2 separate regions of the Mus musculus genome follow, and region 2 is linked to region 1. The links are chromatin loops, found by intact Hi-C in ENCODE. Cell type or tissue: left cerebral cortex. All regions are shown on one strand. Each heading gives the region's core, and the rest is flanking DNA. Links, peaks and the distances in the headings are about the cores only. Region 1 overlaps 5830428M24Rik (RIKEN cDNA 5830428M24 gene). Region 2 has its middle 20 kb from the start of Gm31512.

Region 1 (10,382 bases), core at 3,139-8,138:
AATCTTTTACCATCCGCAACACCTTTGACTAGAGTTGGCTCCCCATGTAAAGGGCTTCCTGTTCAGGCACAGGCCACGCCCAGCACCGTGAGACCCTACTCAGTGGACTGCTGGTTCTAGGGAGGAGATGGAGAAGTGAGGACGCTATGGGGGAACCTGACTCCGCCTACATAGTATGGTTCATTTCTCCAGCAAACGCCTTTGTTTTCTTTTCAACAGCGCGGAGAGCTCGGGAAGCGATCCCGTGCCAACGTGGAAGGGGAGGGGTGGGGTCGAGACTGAGCATGCCTTTCCCAGAGGCACGGAAGTTGGCAAATAACTTTCAGACACTCGGCTCCACGATTTTGAAATACAAATGCTCCTCTCCTGGAAGGGAGGGAAAGTTTTGAATCGGGAACTTGGTTGATTCAAATCTGAATCCCAAAGCATCATGGGAGTAATGGGTAGGAGAGCCGGCTAGGAGCAAGGAGTGTTTGCTTCTCTTCTGCGTTAATGAGGAGTTGTGTTGTCAGCAAGGTTTTTGTGTGTGAGACGGAGGGGTGGTGGTGGTGGTGGTGGTGGTGGTGAAGGCTTGTTAGAGAGAGCAACTTTGAAAATTTAATTTTCCTTGCCAGTGACTAATGGGCCGTTTGCAATGTGCATGAAATTACATTCTGAACAGCCGAGAGCAGCCAACGTGAGGCCTCTGCAGAGAGAATTTGGCATCCATCTATCACTTCCATGTGAGACAATCTGGAGGCTCTTGCATTATTCTCTGCTGTAACCAAGAAAACAAACAAAAGCCTTGCGCCGCCTCACTGAGCAACAGTCGGTCACTGGAAAGGAACTAGAACCAAGAGACCATACCTTACATTTTGTTCACGTGTTTCTGAAGCCCGGGTGCTCATCGGGAGTCCACCATTCGATTAAAACTTAACCAAGTCAGCTCAGAGGTTGTGTAATTAAAAGACTCTGCACACAGGCAGTCCCATCTCCTGATGTCTTAAGGGTTTTGAACAGAATAAAGGGATTCCAGGACATTTTCTCATCTTTGTCCTGTGTTTGCAGAGGCGTGTGTTTTCCTGAGATGGAAATCTAGGAGACAGCACAGTAGGAGAAATCCTTCATTTGTCCCCATAGACAATCTTCAAGGAGTGCTGGCCACCCACATGCTAGGTGCTGTTCATTCGCTAGGATTTTTCCAAATAAGATTTGACAGGGCCCTCGCGCCCCTTCTCGGGAGGTAAATGCAACAATTGAAACAGAGAGGTTGAGTGACTTGTACAATATCACACAGCTGGTTACCGAGGACCACACTATGTAAAAATGACACCTAGAGTTCCTCTAGTTTTGTGGCTCAGGAGTCCCTGAGCAAAATCCTACAGCATAAAGGAGAGAGATACTCAGGCTGAGGCAAAGGGAAAGGGGCCTCTTAAGGCACGGGCAGTGTTTCTAAGGGCGGTGAACAGTCTCCTTAGAGATGTGTTGACAGGCTCCTAGCCTTAGCTGTCTATCCTATCCAGGCTTTCTTTGCTGTTAGGGTCACCTATTCCCCATCTCCACTGGGATGACTACAGCCACAGGGAGAAGCCCCAGCTGCAGAGAAAGCCAGAGAAAGCCAGAGAAACCTGGCTGATCTTCTCTCCTGGTACCAAGGCAGAAGAGGGAACCGTTCTCCTTCAAATGACCTTTGTGAGGTTAAGTCCTTTTTTTTTTTTTTTTTTTTTTTTTTTTTTGATTTTAGAGACAGGGTTTCTCTGTGTAGCCCTGGCTGTCCTGGAACTCACTTTATAGACCAGGCTGGCCTCGAACTCAGAGATCCGCCTGCCTCTGCCTCCCGAGTGCTGGGATTAAAGGCGTGCGCCAAGTCCTGTATGTTTGGGCATCTGTGCTTCCTAATTCGCTCAGGCTCCAAAAGGACTCAGTTCCCCCAATGCCCCTGCATTCTGGTCCTGGGGCCAGTGTTCCTTTTCTGCAAGGCTCTAATTGTACCAACAGTGATGATGTCTGAATACATAGCGCATTATCAGCAAGAAGCGCCCCTAGCTTATACAGCCTGCTTTCCCCCTGGAATGGAGTTCTGTTTAATCCAGACAATGTGTTTGGAACTGAAATATGATTGTTCATTGTTGAAAATTAGAAAGCCCAGGCTGTCCCCTTCCTCTGGAGTTTCTTTACCTGCCCCTCATACTGTAACAATGTCAACCTTCTCATTATTTATTCTTTGGTTATTAAAACCAAGACAAGGATCTGTGATCCCTACCACCACCAAGGGAACTGTATTGGCTCAGGACCCCCAAGACCAAGTTCTCAGCCCAAAGGAGATTTATTTGCCTCAGAGGGACAAAGGGCAGAGAATAAGAGACAAAGACAGGAGATAGAGGATGATAGAGAAGGGGAAGGGAACAGGGGTGGGGGGGGAGATATTTGTCTCGTAGTGGGACAAAGGACTGTGTCTGGATAGAGAGGAGACCGATGTGGTCAGTAGGTGAATGGCAGTTTATACAGGTACAAGGGAAAAACCCATGTAAGGTGAGATGTTTAATTTTAATTGGGCATGTTAATTAGGTGAGCCAAGGGGGGGCTTTGGTTGCTGGACTTGAATACTTTGATAGTTGGACATTTGTAGTTAGCTCAGGAGGAGGAAGTGGCCGGATAAGGGGATAGACCTTGGTGGCCAGTTTAAGAATATAATCTAACGGTTTAGCAATGCTGAAGGACAAAGCCCACTAGAGCCGTGTTTGCCATGCTGGGCTGGCTCGAGTCCCTTTACCCCCTCCCCCAAGCACAGTATGATAATGTTTTGCTTTAAAAAAATATATGGGCACCTCTAATAAAGTAGATAACTGGTTCAATTAGCACGACTTAAAAAACCCAATATCAAATCCCACTGGATGAACCCACAATATGAAATCGCAAAGGTTTGGATTAACCAATGTTTGAACACCCAGGTTAGGTATTCCTTTAGAAATTTAATGGAAAAAAAATCACAATTGAAGATAATTGTTCACATCTGCTTGGCGATGCTTCTATTTGAAAGGACAATGTGAAATTATGAGCTACAATAGCTTTCAGTTATAATGACAACTGAGATGGGAAAATCTGAGCCAATGAAAGGCGCCTACTTGGAGAAGGTATTCTCTACACAAAGACTCAAGGTAAAGTGCGTTGTTGGCAGATCCTGTTTCCTTCTTTTGATTATTTGGCCTTCGCCCAGGTGCGGTGGGAGGAACAGATGTTCTGACTCTCGTGAGACAATGATTCCCTTCATTGTGTTTGACTGTCCCGTTACCACTCATCCTGATTGTGAGGCTGTCTGTGGCGCCCACAAACACACAGGGAGGGACCAGGAGACCTTGAGAGAAGTACAAAGGAACCCATCCCCCAAGCTCCCACTATCCCCAACAAGATCACATTTTCACATCCTTGATGCTTGGAGACGAGTCTCCACTCAGCTGCTGATGCTAACCAAAGGCTGGCCTGTTGTCCTAGGTCCAACCCAGGGACTGAGAAGGTTGACAGCACAATCAGAAGCAAGGCACTGTAGAACAACCTGGAAAAAAAGTAAAAGAGAGAGGGGAATATATATATACACATGACAAGCTGAGAATGTTATGAGTTCATTTTCGGTCTTACTGTGTAGCCCAGGCTAGCCCCAAACTTGCAATCCTCCTGCCTCAGCCGCCTTTGTGCCAGGATTACCAGTGGATGCTACCACATCTGGATTAGATTCTAATGAAAGGCTAATGAGGTCTAATTAAAGAGGACAGATGCTCAGTCTGTCATAAGTGTTAGAAGATAGTAGTCAGAGATCCTTGCTGAGGGGGAATCTCAGCTTTTGATGTTAAAGGTCTATGGTGAGAATATTTGTTACTAGAATTTTGGGTCTCTCTGGAGGAGACACTAAGCTGGAGGTCTGAATGTAGAAACCAGGCTTGCTTGTTACGCAGGGTGGGACAGAACCTGCTGGTTGCTTATCAAGTTCCATTCTCTCCTCGTCCCTTGGTGACATGACCCAGATTGTTAGCATGGCAATATGCTCAGCTGGAAGATTTGGCAGTCATGTTGGTTGCTTGAGGCACCCAACCAGGATGGTGTGAAAAAGATATTCTGGGGCAAATCTTCTGAGAGGACTCTGTAAGAAGGGATTGACTGTGTCCACACCTGTTGCCTTTTCAGAAAGATGAATGGAGTAGCTATAACTCTAGCTGTCATATTGTGCCAGGAAATTACTTGGAAGGAGGAAGTCCTTAGGATGGAGGAAGAAAAGACTCTGAGGGAGCCAGAGCTTCCATTGTTGGACCACCGTCTCTTCCTCACTTGGGAAGACTTTAAGGAATGCAAAGCTGTGTCTGTTTTGTTTATTTGTTTAAGAGAAGAAAACTGAGAGGTAAAGGTTAGTTTCAGTGACCAAACATAGTTTATGAGCTAAAGCCTAAAAAGGCACCAAAGCCTTGTGTACTATGGTGTCATGTAAGCACTGGGCATAAACAAAAAGCGAAAAGAAGCTCTCTGACCTCTGATTTGTATTTATTTGTTCGTGTACAGTGAGAAGAAATTTCTTTTGAGAAATCCAAAGGCTTGGTAGACCTCAGGTAGGGGTGGAGATAGTGCCTGGACAGATCAACAAAGATCCAATGTGTGTGTGTGTGTGTGTGTCTATGTCTGTCTCTGTGTGTGTCTGTGTGTCTCTGTGTGTGTGTCTCTATGTGTATGTGTGTGTGTGTGTGTGTGTGTCTGTGTCTGTCTGTGTGTGTGTCTGTGTGTCTCTCTGTGTGTGTGTGTGTCTCTATGTGTATGTGTGTGTGTCCCACCAACTGAGCTGCCTCTCTTCCCCTCATTCCCAGTCTCTTTTTGAGATAGGATTTAACAGTGTAGCCTACCTCAACTTCACTACCATCATCCTCCTGCCTTAACCCCAGAGGCCTGGGATCACCACGTCTGGTTTCTTTTTCATCTTAGTCTACCGAGCTCCCAGGGTTTGTCCCTAGGTTGTTGATCTCAAGATGACTGCAGAGGACACAGTGATTTGTATTTATTTGTTCGGGTACAGTGAGAAGAAACTTCCCCAGAAGTCCCTGGCAGAGCGTCTTAGCCAGGGTAGGTAGATTGTCTTTGACATGTGACAAAACTTCATCTGGGAAGACACTCCCCACACATCTCACCTCAGAGAGGGAACGGAGAACAGAACAGAGGATGGGTACTATCAGAATCCAACATGGCCTTACTGGAGTCACGTACAGAAATCTGGATGAGGGTTACTGATAGCAGCAGAACTCAAAGTCAGTACATCACTACGGCCCGCCCTAGCATGTGTGACAGCTCACAAAGCTGGGAACCTGGAGTTCCCAGTGTACTGCACAGCCTGCAGGCAGCCCAACGGGACGGGGCAGGGGGTGTCCTTTCCAGGTGTCCCAGTCAGCTAGGACCCTGAGGGCTTTTGTGAACCTGAAAGAAAGGAGAACGAGGGCCGGGAGCATGTGGAGGATCAAGACTGCACCGCTTCTACTGGACTGGATTTACAGTCCTGGTTCTGGACCCCGCTGAACAGGAATTCTCTTTGTATGTGTGCATTTCGGTGCGGGGGTAGTGTTAAGATGTCAGGAAGTGGAGCTAGGGGATGGCTCAATGGGCTAAGAGCTTGTGCAAGCATGCAGACCTGTGTTTGGATCTCCAGGGCCCTTGCATGGGTGTGGTGGCAGTGTGTATTTATAACCCCAGCTGGGGAGGGACAGAGATTTGTGTGTCCTGGGGGACTCAGTGGTCAGCCAGTCTAGCTGGAATGGCAAGCCCCAGGACTATTGAGAGACTTTGTCTCAAAAAATGTGAGGGGCTGGAGGGATGGCTCAGTGGTTACAAGCCCTGGTTGCTCGTTCAGAGGACCTGGATTAGATTCCTAAAACCCACACAGCAGCTCACAACTGTCTGTGACTCCAGTCCCAGGGGACCTGGTGCTCTCTTCTGATTGCTGCAGGCACTGGCACACATGTGGTGCATGTGCATACAGGCAGACAAGACACTCATTCATAGAAAATAAAAATAAATAAAATTAAAAAAAAAAGTCGAGGAACAAAGGAAGACACCCGTTGTTCACCAGTAGCCTCCACCTGTGAGTGGACAGGCTTGGAGGCACACAGGCAGACACACAGACACACAGACACACACACACACACAGGCACGACTCAGCTAACAATATACATGTCAAATTATGTCACACTTGGTGCTTGCTCTGCTGTGGCCAGGCCTGGCCGGGCAGTCCAAGCTGTGAGCTTCCGAACAGTGTAGTCGCGGCCACCATGCCCGTTCAGCTATTTCCCTCACTTACCTCAGATGACACAGTGAAAGATGAAGGGTGTGGTGACAGTGGCCCACCATCAGCCCTCTTACACTTGCTTTGATCCTGGAAATCCCACAGCCCAGGTGAATCAGAGCCTGTCGTTTAGCTGATGTAATGACCAGGAGTGGCTTCTTTAACATTTTCGGAGCCTTGTTTCCACATCTGTGAAATGGGAAGGCTCATAACATGTTGTTTAAACTGGCATTTAAGGTTTTTATTTATAATTATCTCCCTATGGCTGGGATGAGGAGTCAGTGTGATGATACAGGTAAAATGTTGGCTACAATCCTGCTGCCGTGGCAACTCAATGTTAACTAAGGAGGAGAGGGAAGACCTTTTTACTTTTTACCTCATTCAGTCCTGCAAAACTGGGTTTCCTTCTGAAATCACCCTCAGGGACGATCCACCAGCTCCCCCAGAGTCCCAGAAGAAGACATGGAGCTTTTGGTGTAAGACAAGGACAGGTTCCACAAAGGTATTTCAACACCAGGATTACGCAAGTGCAGAAAATGACAACAAGACTCTAAGGATGTCTGTGTGGGTACAAAAAGGTTCCCCCGTCTTGGGGTTTCACAGGTTTTCTTTCTGTGGACATCTCCTCCACCTGTAGAGCCACAGAGAAGACATTACCTCCATCCTAAAACGAGGTAAACAGAGGCACAAAACGTTTCCATATTTGTGTGCATCTTCTTCCCTCCTCTCCAAAGGGAAACAAGTAATTATAGAGCTAGAGACAGAACCCCTGGCCCAAGAGCCGAGAAACTGGGGCGCTTGCTACAAACTTCAGTGGAAGGCCCATGCAAGACATCGCAGGGAGTTGTGACTGTCCTTTGTATGCACTGTGCACTCTCTAGTCAGTGCCTCCAGGAATTCGGACTTTGTAGATAAAGCCCTGGATTAGAAAAAACAAAAACAAAAAACTCTCTACTCTAACCTCTGTCCGGCTAAGTCTGCTGTGCACCCTTGAGTCACTTACCCTAAGACAGTACTTGAGAAACCCGGGAAGAGTTGAGCAATACCTATGGTTGTCATTCTTGACTGTGAATTCCCCCCACCTCTCTCTGTGATGATGTATGTATGCGGCACATGTACGTGCTAGTATGTACTAATGCATGTGTGTATGTGTTTGCAACAAGCCTGTGGAAACCAGAGGTAGATATTAAATGTCTTTTCTTGATCATTCTCTCTCTCTCACTTCTCTCTCTCTAAGACTTTGAGTCTCTCACTGAATCTGAAGGTCATCAATTTAGCAAGTCTGGCTAACCAGGGACTTACCTGTGCCCTCTTTGCACCTTAGCCCTGATGTTTAAGCAGCCTTTACTCACAGGTTTTCTGTGGGTTCTTATATCGAGACTCAGGGCCTCAAGCTCACATTGCAGTGCTTACAAGGTCCCAGCCTTTGGACCGACTGACCCACTGTCCAGAGACCTCAGTGGCAGGGAGGATGGGACCTGTGATGGGAGCTGTGCTCTGGCCCTTCACTGCTTGCTGCATATGCCTGGTGAGAGGCAGGGCAGAGGCCGTGGAACATGTGTTGCTATGGTTGGGGAGCAGGAAACCAAATCGACGGGCAAGTGGGGACTGATACTCTTTATTCAGCTCAGTGACAGCCTGGCTGGCACAGGGCAGAGAAGGGTGCTTTTCTCTTTTTCTTGCTTCATGATTTGACTGGAATATCTCTTCTTCAGTCCCTGACCTAGAGCTACATCAGCAGAGATTCTGGGTCTCGGAAGGAACTTGGATACCGAAGGAACTGAAGTAAGGGGATGGTTTTCCTGGGTCTTAAACTTACAGCTGGCAGATTGATAAATATCTCTTTCATCTATCTATCTATCTATCTATCTATCTATCTATCTATCTATCTATCTATCTATCTATCTTCAATCAATCATCTATATCTATTATCTATCTTTCATCTATTTATCTGTTTATCTTCTATCACCTATCTTTATATCTATCTATAATCTATATATCTATCTTTCTTCTATCTATCATTTATCATTTGTCATCTAACTTCTATCATTTATCTATCAATCATCTATCTATCTATCATCTATCTTTCTAACTTCTATCATCTATCTTTCTAACTTCTATTTATCTATCTTTCTATCATCTATCTATCATCTATCTTTCTATTATCTATCTATCTATCTATCTATCTATCTATCTATCTATCTATCCATCCATTCACTTACCCACCACTGGTTCTGTTCTCTTGAGAATCTTAATACAGAAAGAAAACCCCCAGGAGTTAACCTTTGCCCTTGACATCCTGAGTAGTCAAGACACACGATTTGATGTGTAGAGACTCCATTCATTCTAGAAAGAAGAGAGGCGATAAGTTAGGATCCCAGAACAAGCCAAGTACAATGTAAGCCCCACTACTCAAGAAAAAAATTCAAAGGCATGAGGAGATGGCACAGTGGGAGACATGCTTTTTATACAAGCATGAGGATCTGACTTCAGCTCCCAAACCCCCATAAAAACCAGGATGTTTCTGAGGCAAAGGGTAGGAGGGATACGTGTGGGAGTGGAAAAGAGAAGGAGGGAGGGGGAGGAGAGGAAGGAGGGAAGCTGAGATCAGGATGTAAACAACTAACTAAACAAACAAATAAACAAACAAACAACAACAGCAAGCTGGATGTTATGGTTTGAACTTGTAATGCCAGCACTGGAGGGGTGGGGTACTGGGGACTTGGTACCCAGCCAGTCTAACCAAAGCAGCAAGCTCCAGGTTCAATAAGAGTCCTTATTGGATGGTGGATTGCAATAGAGGATATTGATCTCTGGCCTCCGTATGTGCACATATGGGTGTATCCCCCCCCAACACAGGCAGGCAGGCACACGTGCATGCCAGCGCACACACACACACACACACACACACACACCCCAACTACAGTGAAGGAAAGAATTTCAGTTTCGAGACTGATGAGTTTGTACCTGATTCCAGTGTGCTCTGGACCAATGAGATGCATCCTTTCCACCAGGCTAGACCATGTGGAGTAAAACCACATATAATATGGCTGTTGGCAATGGTCAGTGGTCATGTCAGAAATGTCCCAGACATGGCCCTTACAGCCTCCTTTAGAGACAAGTAATTCACTACCATAAGAACCAGATCTCTAGGCCTGGGGCCCTGGCTGGTTGGTGACAGCCTGGGTGAACATAGCTTAGTCCTATTGCTTAGAAGGTATCTATGGTGGTTTGAATGAGAGTGCCCCCTCCCCCAATAGGCTCATATATTTGAACACTTGGTCTTCAGTTGGTGGAACTATTTGGGAAGGATTAGGAGGCGTGGCCTTGTTGAAGGAGCTGTGTCACTAGGGGTGGGCTTTGAGGTTTAAAAACTTCTGCCATTCCCGTTCCCAGTTAGCTCTGCCTGTCTGCTTCCTCGTTGTGGATCAGATGTAAGCTCTCAGCTTTTGCTCCAGTGCCATGCCTGCAGGCTTGTTGCCCTGCTTCACTCCATAATGGTCATGGATGCCCCCTCTAAAATTGTAAGCAAGCTCCCAAATAAATGCTTTCTTTTACAAGTTGTCTTGGACATGGTGTCTCCTCGCAGCAGTAGAACAGTAACTAAGGTAATATCCTGGAGGATATTACTCTTAGAAGTAGCAAGTTTGAGAGGTGCCAAGGAAGAGTTCCTCAGAGCTGGGCCTCCCAAACTTAGAGCTTCCTTCTCAGTGACATCCAAACTTGAGAAAACTAGAATACAATGAAAACCATAAATGAAATGCTCATTACCATAAACCATAAATGAAATACTTGCCAGGAAGTGGTAGGATTCTTTCTGTTACCACAATGCTACCATTTGCTGCTACTTCAAGTAAGTGATGAGTGGGTTTCAGTTTTAAAATAAATAAGCCAGCCGGCCACTGACCCTTCACTAAATTGCCTGTTGTCACCGTCCTTAATCACTGCCTGGTAGGCATATCATTCCATTCTGAAAACCTGTTGTCAGCAGCCGGCAGCAGCTTGTGCTGTTCTTGCTTAAATTTGTCTCCTAATGGATGGTTTGACTGCGGCTTTTTGCGATTTTTTCTTTGACTAGTAAGTCACAGCAACT
Region 2 (10,382 bases), core at 2,883-7,882, 50 kb after region 1:
TTCCAGTGGCCAGAAGGCCAAGGTCAGGGCCGGGCAGGGCTGGTCCTCTCTGAGGACTTGTGCACGGGGGCATTGGCCTCACGCTGTTCTCTCCTTAACTGATGGTTGGTGAATGCTATCTATAGCATTCCCTGACTTGTGGACACATCGCTTGCTCTTTGCCTCCATTGTCACAGATGGGTGTTGTCCCCATGTGTCTGCTACCATATCCCCCCCCACCTTTTTATAAGGGTATGAGTCATGTTAAATCAGGGCTAATTATAATGACACATTCTAACCTGATTACCTCTCTAAGGACCCTGTCTCCAAATGAAACCATATCCTAATTACCAGCATTTAAGACTTTAACCTGTTTGGGGAGGAGGAGAAGGAGGAGGTAGGGCCTCATGGTACCTTGAATCCAGCCTGAGGGTTGTACTCTCTTGGACAGACCTGAACCTGGCCTGCTGCCCTTCTGCCCTTGACTCCTGACCTGTGGGCTCCTGGAAAGAGAACCACTGAGATTTGAAAAAGCCAATGCACAGATATGCTGAGGGTCCTCAAGTCAGCCTGATGTTTCCAGGATTAGGTTCCCTCTTAGGAGAACAGAGTGAGGGAAGATGAGTTATCCTGCTGAACTTTCTGAGACTCTCCTTGACAGGGACTTTTGTCAGGGGAACTACTGTGCGAGCTCAGAGGAGAGTTTAGGCTGTAAGATCATTCCTAGAGAGCAGAAGCTTTGAGGGTAGCCAAAGAAAGGGACACTCAGAGGTGTGTGTTTGTGAGTATGGGGGTATGTATGTGTATTTGTGTATGTGTGTGAGTGTGTAAGTGCTGTGTGTATGTGTATGAATGTGTATGAATGTGTAAGTATGTATTATGTATATGTATGCATGAATGTTTATGTCTGTGAGTGTGTATGTATGTGTGTATGTGGGTGCATATGTATGTGTGAGTGTGTGTGAGCGTGTATGTATGTAGGCCAGAGGTGATGTCAGGTGTCTTCCACAGTTGCTCTAAGGCGCTCACTGTCTCTTATGAAGAAACTTTGCAAATCTTTCCTTCCCTGAAAGTCAAACTGCAAGTTCCATGAGGACTTACCAGGGGTGGCACCTAGTAGGGCCCCAGTAAACATCTGTTAAGTGTCTGACCTTGAGTGGCTTGGATACCATTAAGATGACAGTTTTAAGGACGTTCTCAGTGAGACTTTTCTCTTGGGCTAACCTCCCCAGCAGACAAGGCCAGCTTCTCCTAGGATCTGGGCACCCAGGACACCCTGGGGAGAGCATGGGCTGAGCTGTCAGGCAGGTCCCTGAGGAGGACTCCTGTGCCCTCAATACCCTTCACTTCACAAAGCCAGCTCTAGCCGGGGCAAGCCCAGGAGAGTGGCCAAACAGAAAATGTAGGCGTGTGGTTTGAGATCTGAAAGTACCACCTACTGCCCCGATGGGGGAGGAGAAGTGGACTCCTGCCCTCTCCTGGGCCCCACATCATCCTCAGGCCCCAGAGGGAAAGGAAAAGTGAAAGTCATCGATGTAGATAAATTGTGCCATACTCAGCTTAGTGAGAACTACCTACCCCACCCTGCCTTGCTCACAAGCCTACCTAAAAATCAAGAAATAGTCAGTACAAAGCTCTTCAGCCTTTAGGCCAGGGGTTCTCAGCCTTCCTAATACTGCAACGCTTTAATACAATTCCTCATGTCGTGGTGATCCCCCAACCATAAAATTAGTTTCATTACAACTTCATAACTGTCATTTTGCTACTGTTATGAATCATAATGTAAATATCTGAGTTTTCTGATGGTCCTTGGCAACCCCTGTGAAAGAGTTGTTTTGACCCCCAAATAATCATGACCTGTAGGTTGGGAATCTCTGCTTTAGGTTTTAGACATAGAATCTTCCTGAAGCTAGTTTCTTGGGTTTTTGTTTGTTTGTTTGTTTGTTTGTTTGTTTTAGGAAACAGTCTGTTTTAAGGGCTAGAGATGTTGCTCAGGTGGTCTAGAGGGCTCACCCAGTGCATACAAGTTTCAGTTTTTAGCACCATATAAAACAGGGTGTGGTGATGTAAACCTGTAGTCCCAGCAAGTGGGAAAGGGAGGAGGTTTTGAGGTCAAAGGCTATGTAAAGAGTTTGGCACCAACCTGGGCTGCCTGAAAAGTCACTGAAAGGAAAAGGAGGAGAAAGAAAACGGTTCATTTTAGCATTCGGTTAAAATCAAAGCCAGGGCCCAGAGTCTGTATGGCTCTAAACCCACCATTTTAAACTCTTCCAACTGGGCTGGAGGGAGTACAACTCCTTCCGGCTACTGATCACAGCCTCCTAAAGAGGAAGCAAGGGAGCCCTCAAAAAGCAGCGCCTTCTGAAGGAGAGAGGGTGGGTGGAGGGGGGGGAGAGAGGGTGGGTGGAGGGGGGAAGAGAGAGAGGGAGAAAGAGAGAGAGAGCCTTGTGAGATCTCAAGTGCCCTGTGATAGCCCTGTGAGATCTCAAGTGCCCTGTGATAGCCCTGTGAGATCTCAAGTGTCCTGTGATAGCCCTGTGAGATCTCAAGTGTCCTGTGATAGCCCTGTGAGATCTCAAGTGTCCTGTGATAGCCCTGTGAGATCTCAAGTGTCCTGTGATAGCCCTGTGAGATCTCAAGTGTCCTGTGATAGCCCTGTGAGATCTCAAGCGTTCAGGAGGCGAGGAATCCCCCAACCTCCCCAGGCCTGGGAAACGGAGACAAAGATTCATCTCCACTTTGCAGACAAAACAACATCACCTCCTGTACTCTGTTCCTCAGCATTTGCCACCGAGTCACAGTGATCTGGGCAAAAGCCAGCCACTGTTGACCGAGAAACTGAGAACCGTGGGGATTTCGGGGGAGAGCAGAGGAGGTGCTGGATAGCATTTTCCCTTCTTGGTTTACGAGAAGCTGTACGTGAGTGTTCAAGTCATCTGAGACTCAGCAGCTCAAACACAGAACTAAGGACGGTTGGCCAGTACCATCGAGCAAGGTTGCCCTGGCAAATCACTGTTTAAAAAAGTTAGGAGTGTGCTTGTGTGTGTGTGTGTGTGTGTGTGTGTGTGCGCACGAGCACCCGTGCATGTGAATACAGGTGCCTGTGAAAGTCTGAAGAAGGTGTCAGATCCCCTGGAACTGGAGTTACAGACAGTTGTGAGCAGCCAGATATGGGTGCTAGGAAGTATCCAGAAGTATCAACATCCCTCCAGACAAATCCCGGGTTAGTTTAGTTTGCTTTTTCTCCTTTGCTCCACAAGGATCTGGGAGGGGCCTGAAGAGGTCCGTGAGGTAGAGGCAGTTTTCGTCCTTTCCTGACGTTATCTTAGAATCAGCATTCTTTCTGAGGAGAAGCCAGTGGATTCCAATCCCGCCCGGTCTGTGACAGGAAGTGACCTTCTCTGCCTGTTTCTGAAGGACACCGAGAGAGCACAGACTCCTGAAGCAGCAAGCCCTTTTGCTTATGGAAAAGCTTGGGTAATGCTGTCACTGTGGCAAGCCAGGGCTGAGGGAAACTGCTCGATAATCTGGCCTCCGTCTAATCCCTCCTGAAAGAGCTGTGTTAGGCCTCAAATGGCTTCTCCAGGCTAGTGATCCCCTCTACTTCTGGGATCGTTTCCAAACGTCACAAGAGGCTGAAAAGGAAGCAAGTTATCTTCATCCAAAGGAAAAATACGACTGGTTGGCTACAGGCCCTCTACTCTATGGACCGGTCTAGAGGAACAGGTGCTTTTAGAACCAGACCTTTAGGCCTGGGGAAACATGGTTCTTGGAGGGCTGCAGAGCAGGCCAAGAACCAGTCTGTGCTACAACCATTTCTCCATAAATTGGTACTTGGAGACCCTGGCCTAAAGAGGCCATTACAGATAGTTGCACTGAGTCTGCATGGGAAAGGCCTCCACAGTGTCTTGGCACCACCCTGCCATGACAAGGGTAAGCCTGTGGGAAGACATCAGTGAGAGGATGGGGAGCTAGGAGAACTAGTTAGAGGCTCTGAGGGTAGGAGTGGGGATGGCTCAGCTGCCTGCTACCCTTCAGTCCTGAGAGAATCAGAAATGGATGCCTGGGTATGTACTGGAAGGCTAGCCCTCTGCTCTTTTCTCCCCCATCAGCCACACACACTCCCACCACCCTGGGCAGAAGACCCTAGGGCCACACCCAGGACAGTGCTAACCACACCACTGGAGCACTCCTCTGGGGACCCAGACTCTGGGGACCCAGGGTAACAATGGACTTTTGTTTCTCAGCCTATAAAGGAAGCCCTTCTATGGGTGTCACAGTGTAATCCTAGGTATAGTCTCCAAGTTCATGGTGTCCTAGGTATACACTTTCCAAGTTCATGGTGTTTGAACACATTTCCTGGATTGAGTAACCCAGGCTGGCTTAGAATTCCCTATGTAGTCAAAGATCCAAAGATGACCAGGAACTCTCTGTCCTCTTGCATCTACCTCCCAAGCACGGGGATCGCAGGCGTTTACCACCGCATCCACTTAAGCACTTCTCCTTATAAGGCTGATTGATAAAAGCTGTGTCAAAGGTCCAAGGCCACTGCAGAGAAGAGCTTATCATCTTACAAGACCTCACGTTGGAAAGAGTCATTGGCCCAGAAGCAGTGACCCCTATGCCACGATCATGCACCTAGGAACTCCACTGAGATGGTCCAGCCCCAACCAGAAGGCACCATGGTAACGGGAGGAAAGAGAGATGCTTGCTACACCACACTTCTGTCTGCGTTTACCATCTCATCTGAGGCCAACGACACTGGAGCCCTTCCCTGAGCTGTACCCTGGCTCTGTAAGCCACTTCCTGTTTCTTTTTCTAGGTTATAAATGCTAGATTTAGTGTGAGTCACTCAGTCAAGAGGTCCAGAGTCTGAGGCTGCCTCTTGGGGAAGGCAGTGGAGGTGGGGACTGGGTAGGCCGACACATAAGAAAACACACACACACACACACACACACACACACACACACACACACACACACACTACCTATAGGAATGCTGTGGCTTGGTTCTCAGAGGTCCTTGGACAAATATACTTTTTGAAGAATTCTTTTGCTCACCTCCCTGGAAACATTGCTTTGCAAGGGGCCAGCCCTAACTGATCATCAGGCAACAGTTGGGAGTCCAGTACAGATGTAGACAAGAGGCCATTCAAAAGCATTATCTTCGAATAACTATGCTTCAGTCTCAAAACAAGGAGGAAACCACAGGTCAGACATGAGCCAGCGTTCATCAACCTGGTGCACGCGAAGGAACAGCTCTTACACAGTTCTATGGCTTCTGTTACAATTTCTCAGTTCTTGCTGATTTCGCTATGCTAATGCTCTGCCGAGACACTAAACGCCAAAGGACAAGACACTGGGAGATTTGGTCAAAGCCAATGTACCAAGTCAACCCTGGGATGCTATTTTCACCTTTTAGTTCTATTCCCTGGAGTCTGTCCCCACCCGTGCCCCCAAATCAAACTTGTCTTTTAAGCTAGGACAGTTTGGTGACCTTGCATTCAGAGGTGATTTGGGGCACAGAGCTTGGGGCTGGATCCTGGAAAAGGTGGCCCATTTTGCACACGACACTTGTTCTGCAGGAAGAATTAGAAGGGGGTAAGGGAAACAGAGTTGAATGCAGTAACTTGGTGGCTGTTCTGAAAGGAGTCAGGCATATGAGTCCTACTGTCTGTTGTCTAGTGACAACCCTTCTGAGATCAGAAACAGGCACACTGCATCTGTGCAGAGGAGCCATGACTTCCCATGCAATCTATAGAAAAAAGACACAAACAACGTGCCATCCTCCTAATTGTTAAAGACGCAGAGAAAGGAATTTGCAGACACTATTAAATCCTTATCTTATGCCCCATTGACTCAGGGGTGTTTGTTTTAACAGTTAGCCTATCCCAGCTGATGGAGGATCAAAGTCCTTAAAAGGTCATAGGTTTTACCCATTATTTGGAATATATCCAGAAAATGATGCTGGTTGCTGCCATACAATAATATCAACGAAACACCATCCCCTAGACAAATAGGCAATATTATTCTCCAACAATAGAAGATTCAGGAAATAAATTATAACTTTGCATTTAGTATTATTGAAATGTATTTACTGAGGTAAAAAAACAAAAACAAAAAAAACAAAAAAAAAAAACAAAAAACAAACAAACAAAAAAAAACATGATGCAGAGTTACTTGAAGAAGAGGGGGGAAAATGGAAGGCATATTTCTGTCACTGTGGTGAAACACAGGCTAAACACTCCCTGAGGGAGGAGAGCCTTTACTTGACTTACACTTGCAACCAGTCCATCTCGGGAAGAAAGTCAGAGCATGGGCTCAAGGCAAGATTGCTGCTTCCTGTCTTATTACCAGACTTCAAGATTGGACTTGCTATCCCTGGTGTGGGTAAGTGATGCGCCTCTGGGTTCAATCCCACCATCATAAGCTAAACGTCTGCTTTCTAGTCTCAGCTAGGAATCGCCCTCCTGCCTGTGTTGCTCAGGGCTCAGTTCCATTGACAAAATGCTCCGGCTCTAAGGGAGGAAGTGTCTCTTCACCACAGTGGTTTCCAGAATTTTCTGAGAGTTGCTAGACCTCAGAACTTTCCTTTCTTTGGGATCCCATTTTGGATGACTTTGGAAAGTTCTGCCACAGGTTCCCCTGTCCCTTCAGGACAGCTGAAGATGAAGACCATGTCTCCACCATAGCAGAGTGGGAAGGCACAGCCTAACTCCAGGACTCCAAGCAGATATCATCAGTGTCATCACAAAACAATATGAGAGCCTGAAGCCCCAGGGCCTGACATGCAAGATCAGAGTCTCCACCGTTCTCTCCAAGGTCACTTGCAACAATGTTTCGGGTTTATGTTTTGCCTTCTAAACACCTAGTCCTGACAAAATTAAATTGAAATTCCATCTTTTCCCCTACCCTATTCACTCCCTACCCTTCTCAGCATATCCTTTTGTGGAGGGACAAACCACAGAGGTTTCCTGTCAGAAGGGTTCTTTGCTGTTTTACCAGGAGACCGGATAGCGACTGTAAGTTCATGTGTAGCATGGCAGAACTATTTTAATCAAGCTTGCTGTGTTTTCAGCAAACCACATGTTCCAAAATTAAAACAAAACAAAACACTGTAAGGACAAAGGGTCTCACTTTCCAAGAGGGAGGTCTGGAAAGCCACACTAGCCAGAGGGTCTCTGCAGCCAATGAGAAACTAAGTTAGGCCCAGCTGAACCTTCTGAGAGGGCCTCCAATGATGAAACCTTCATCATTCTCCTCCCCTTATAGGCTGGGGAAATAGCCCACCCTGTAGAGTGCTTGCCTAGCACGCACAAAGCCTTGGGTTTGATTCCCAGCATTGCGTAATACCAAGAGCAGCAGCTTAATGTCTATAAGCCCAGCACTCAAAGGCAGAGACAGGAAGATCAGAAATTCAAGGTCAGCCTTAGCTACTTGGCTACTAGTGAAGTCCAGGCCAGTCTGAATTACATGAGATAATGTCTTAAAGGCAACACACACACACACACACACACACACACACACACACACACCTATACATAGATTCTTATGGTAAGCTTAATTTATAAACTTGGAGCTATAAGAGATTAACTAATTGTAAAATAGAGCAACATATTGGTCTTGCTATGACAGCTCGTAACTCAGATGGCTGCTAAATGACTAACAGGAAAGTATACCTTTGGCTTCAGACCATATAAAGGGATACCTAACGCATGTAGGTGGGGTGGGTGATTATTATATAATCCAAATGTTACAGGCTCTACTCATCGACACATCCAGACTCATGTTAGTGCTGACCGTAGGGTCCTTGTCACAACCTTCTCAGGATCTCAGCCTTTTGAGGATTTCTCTTCTCTGTGTGGAACCCAACACAGAATAGAGAGGAACTAAACACACAGGCTTTGCAGTAAGAGTGCTGTGTGTCATTGAGCAAGTCACTTGCTTACTCTGAGTCTCAGCTTCCTATAAACCTGGTTCCTTCTTTGTAAAACAGTCTTAAGAATCTGGTAAAAATTGGTGAGAATTAAGTGAGAAAATTCAAGCAACACCTTCACCCTCAAAGACTTAGTATTCCAGGGCGTGCACGCAGTTCCCACCCTGAAACACCTGCTATGAGATGGTTCCCTTTCCTTTCTCCTTGACTCTGGTATCTGAAGCTGCTTGGCCAACAGACCTTAGATAAGAGACAGACCCACAAAGGCTCCCTACTCTAAGCTTCAAGAAACTATCAGAGTCTAGTTTCTGTCCTATTCCTGGAACCAGATACTATGCCATGAGGAGACCAGTGACCCAGAAACCTGGAAAGTTCAAGTCCTCCACTGACATAAAGATAGTCTTTCAACATGACTTCAGCAGCAGCCACCACCTGACTACAGGAAAAAAGGTTGGAAATGATATGAGTATAAAGTCTAAAAAAAAAAATTAAGAATTTCAAAGCAACCGAGCATTAATCCGTAGCAGCTGGGTTGTGAGTGACTGTACAGCCATATATCCACAAAGCTGGTACTGAGTCACAGCTTGACTCTTGTGTCATGGCTACTACATATTATTTGCTTGAGTCTTGTCCTGCCACCCTCATCCTGGTAACTGCGCAATTTCAATCTGAAGACCCACCTCCATAAAGATGACTTAAATGGGTTCAACACCAGTCTATGGTTCCAGAGGTGGGCATATGATCTGTCCTGACCAATAAGAGCACTGCCTTCTCCTGGCTCTACTTGGTTCTTGGATGGGTGCTATATGAGAACCAAGGCTCTGAATGTTGCTGCAGGAACGGTACTGATGGCTGGAGCAGCAAAGTTGACAAGAAGCAGGCTTAGAGTCCTGAGAACACCAACTGGGGAAGTGTCCCTGAGGTAAAGCTGGTGCTGGTGAAGGAAGCTGAGATGATGGGTTGTCAGAGCACAGCCCTGCCAGCATCATTCAAACATGCAATCAGGTCAGCCCAGTGGCCTTTGCTGATTGTTTTTTTCCTTCCTTCCTTCCTTCCTTCCTTCCTTCCTTCCTTCCTTCCTTCCTTCCTTCCTTCCTTCCTCTGTTTATTCCTCTCACACTTCCTTCTTCCTCTTCCTTCCTTTCTTCCTCTTCTTCTTTCCTTCCTCCTTCCCTCCCTTTTTACCTTCCCCCTCCCTTTGCCCATCCCTCTCTCTCATCCTTTCTTCCTCCCCTTCCTTCCTTCCTTCCTTCCTTTCTTCCTTCTCTTCCTTCTTACTTCCTTCTTCCACCCCTACTAGGTATGAACGAATAGAGTTTCTGCTTGGGCTCAGCTAGTTTCTGCTGGGTCTCTGCCACTTGAAATCAAGAAGGAGCCAACTAATGGGCTTTGGGCTTAATGGATATATATCTTTCAGTCTGAGTACTAGACTGCCAACCTTGACAGGGTCCAGTGTTTGTTTCTCTCACTCTCCTTTGCCCAGTTCCATCTGACTGGAGAACCAAGGCAAGAAACAAAATAGCTCAGAGAGACTTCTGCCTGCTGAGTTATTAAAAGCAAGACTTTAGCAGCATGTTAAGAATTTACCTCTTATTTGTGCTCTTTGGTATGTATGTAGAGGGAGTCAAGAGTGTAAGGCCATTTTGCCTAGGGATTTAGAATAAACATCTTTTCTTCTTGTAATATGAAAGAATAGCAATATAATGCCTTGTTTATGGGATTTAAAAAGATTTGACGCAGGACAGTTTACCCTTCTAGACTCCAGGAGGACCTGCTACATAAAACTATCTCTGCAGAGGTGCCAGCCCCTCACATGAACAGCTTTGCAGGTGACACTGGCCTCCGCCTACTGGTTTACCTGCTGGCCAGTCTAGAGCTCACTCTGACTGACCTAACCCACAGCTCTCCCTGCCTCCTGTCACCACTATCTCATCTGGAACCTGAGCAAACATCTCAGATCACCGGCTCTACTGCCAACGGCTAGTATTATCCCTCTCTAGAATACACAAGCAGGAAAAACAAATCTTTATACCTCCAGGCTGGCCAGCATCTGGAAAGGCCAGTCAACCTGGTGACCCCATCAGAGCCATTCTTAACTTCTGACCAGAGCAAAACTAATCTGTACTCTGCCCTTCTCCTAGGCCCTGTGCTGTGGTGTCGCCCACACCACCCTTCCATTCCTTTGCCCAGGCTATTCTGCCCAGAGTCCCCCATTCCGTCCTACCTAACACACATCCTTCTCAGAATCCTTTTTTGCCTGTTTTGAAACTAGATCTCTCCAAGGACAGGACCCGCTTCCACACCTCACAGTCCTCAGATGGAAAGTTCCAGGCTTTTGCGTTGCATCTGTCCTGCAGTCCTCTTAGAAAAAGGTGAGTTTTTAATGTAGGTCTCAGTCAACATTCTATCCTTCAGTCTGCTCACCTCCTCAACTCAAAGTCACCTTGTTTCCTCTGTATTTCAGCCAT

Evidence for each region. Peaks named below come from ENCODE experiments on the same cell type or tissue, not always from the same donor. Only the 100,000 strongest peaks of a DNase experiment are listed, where the experiment ranks them.
Region 2: it touches region 1 in a loop (2.0-fold over the local background); 7 of 42 quality-filtered maps call a loop at or near these places.

What each region holds. Positions count from the first base shown.
Region 1 is chr12:69,461,883-69,472,264 of GRCm38, forward strand. It overlaps 5830428M24Rik (RIKEN cDNA 5830428M24 gene), which reads right to left. Exons shown (of 5, transcript NR_038060.1): 3 at 8,512-8,635; 4 at 6,305-6,478; 5 at 2,905-3,532. It overlaps Gm40434 (a long non-coding RNA gene), which reads left to right. Exons shown (of 2, transcript XR_872790.2): 1 at 1-173; 2 at 615-964. Among named protein-coding and RNA genes, the nearest start is that of Gm40434, 5.3 kb to the left of the region's middle. In left cerebral cortex, for the core only: no CTCF peak of the experiment used is centred there; no DNase peak of the experiment used is centred there.
Region 2 is chr12:69,511,933-69,522,314 of GRCm38, forward strand. No RefSeq gene overlaps it. Among named protein-coding and RNA genes, the nearest start is that of Gm31512, 20 kb to the left of the region's middle. In left cerebral cortex, for the core only: no CTCF peak of the experiment used is centred there; a DNase peak (open chromatin) is centred at 4,776.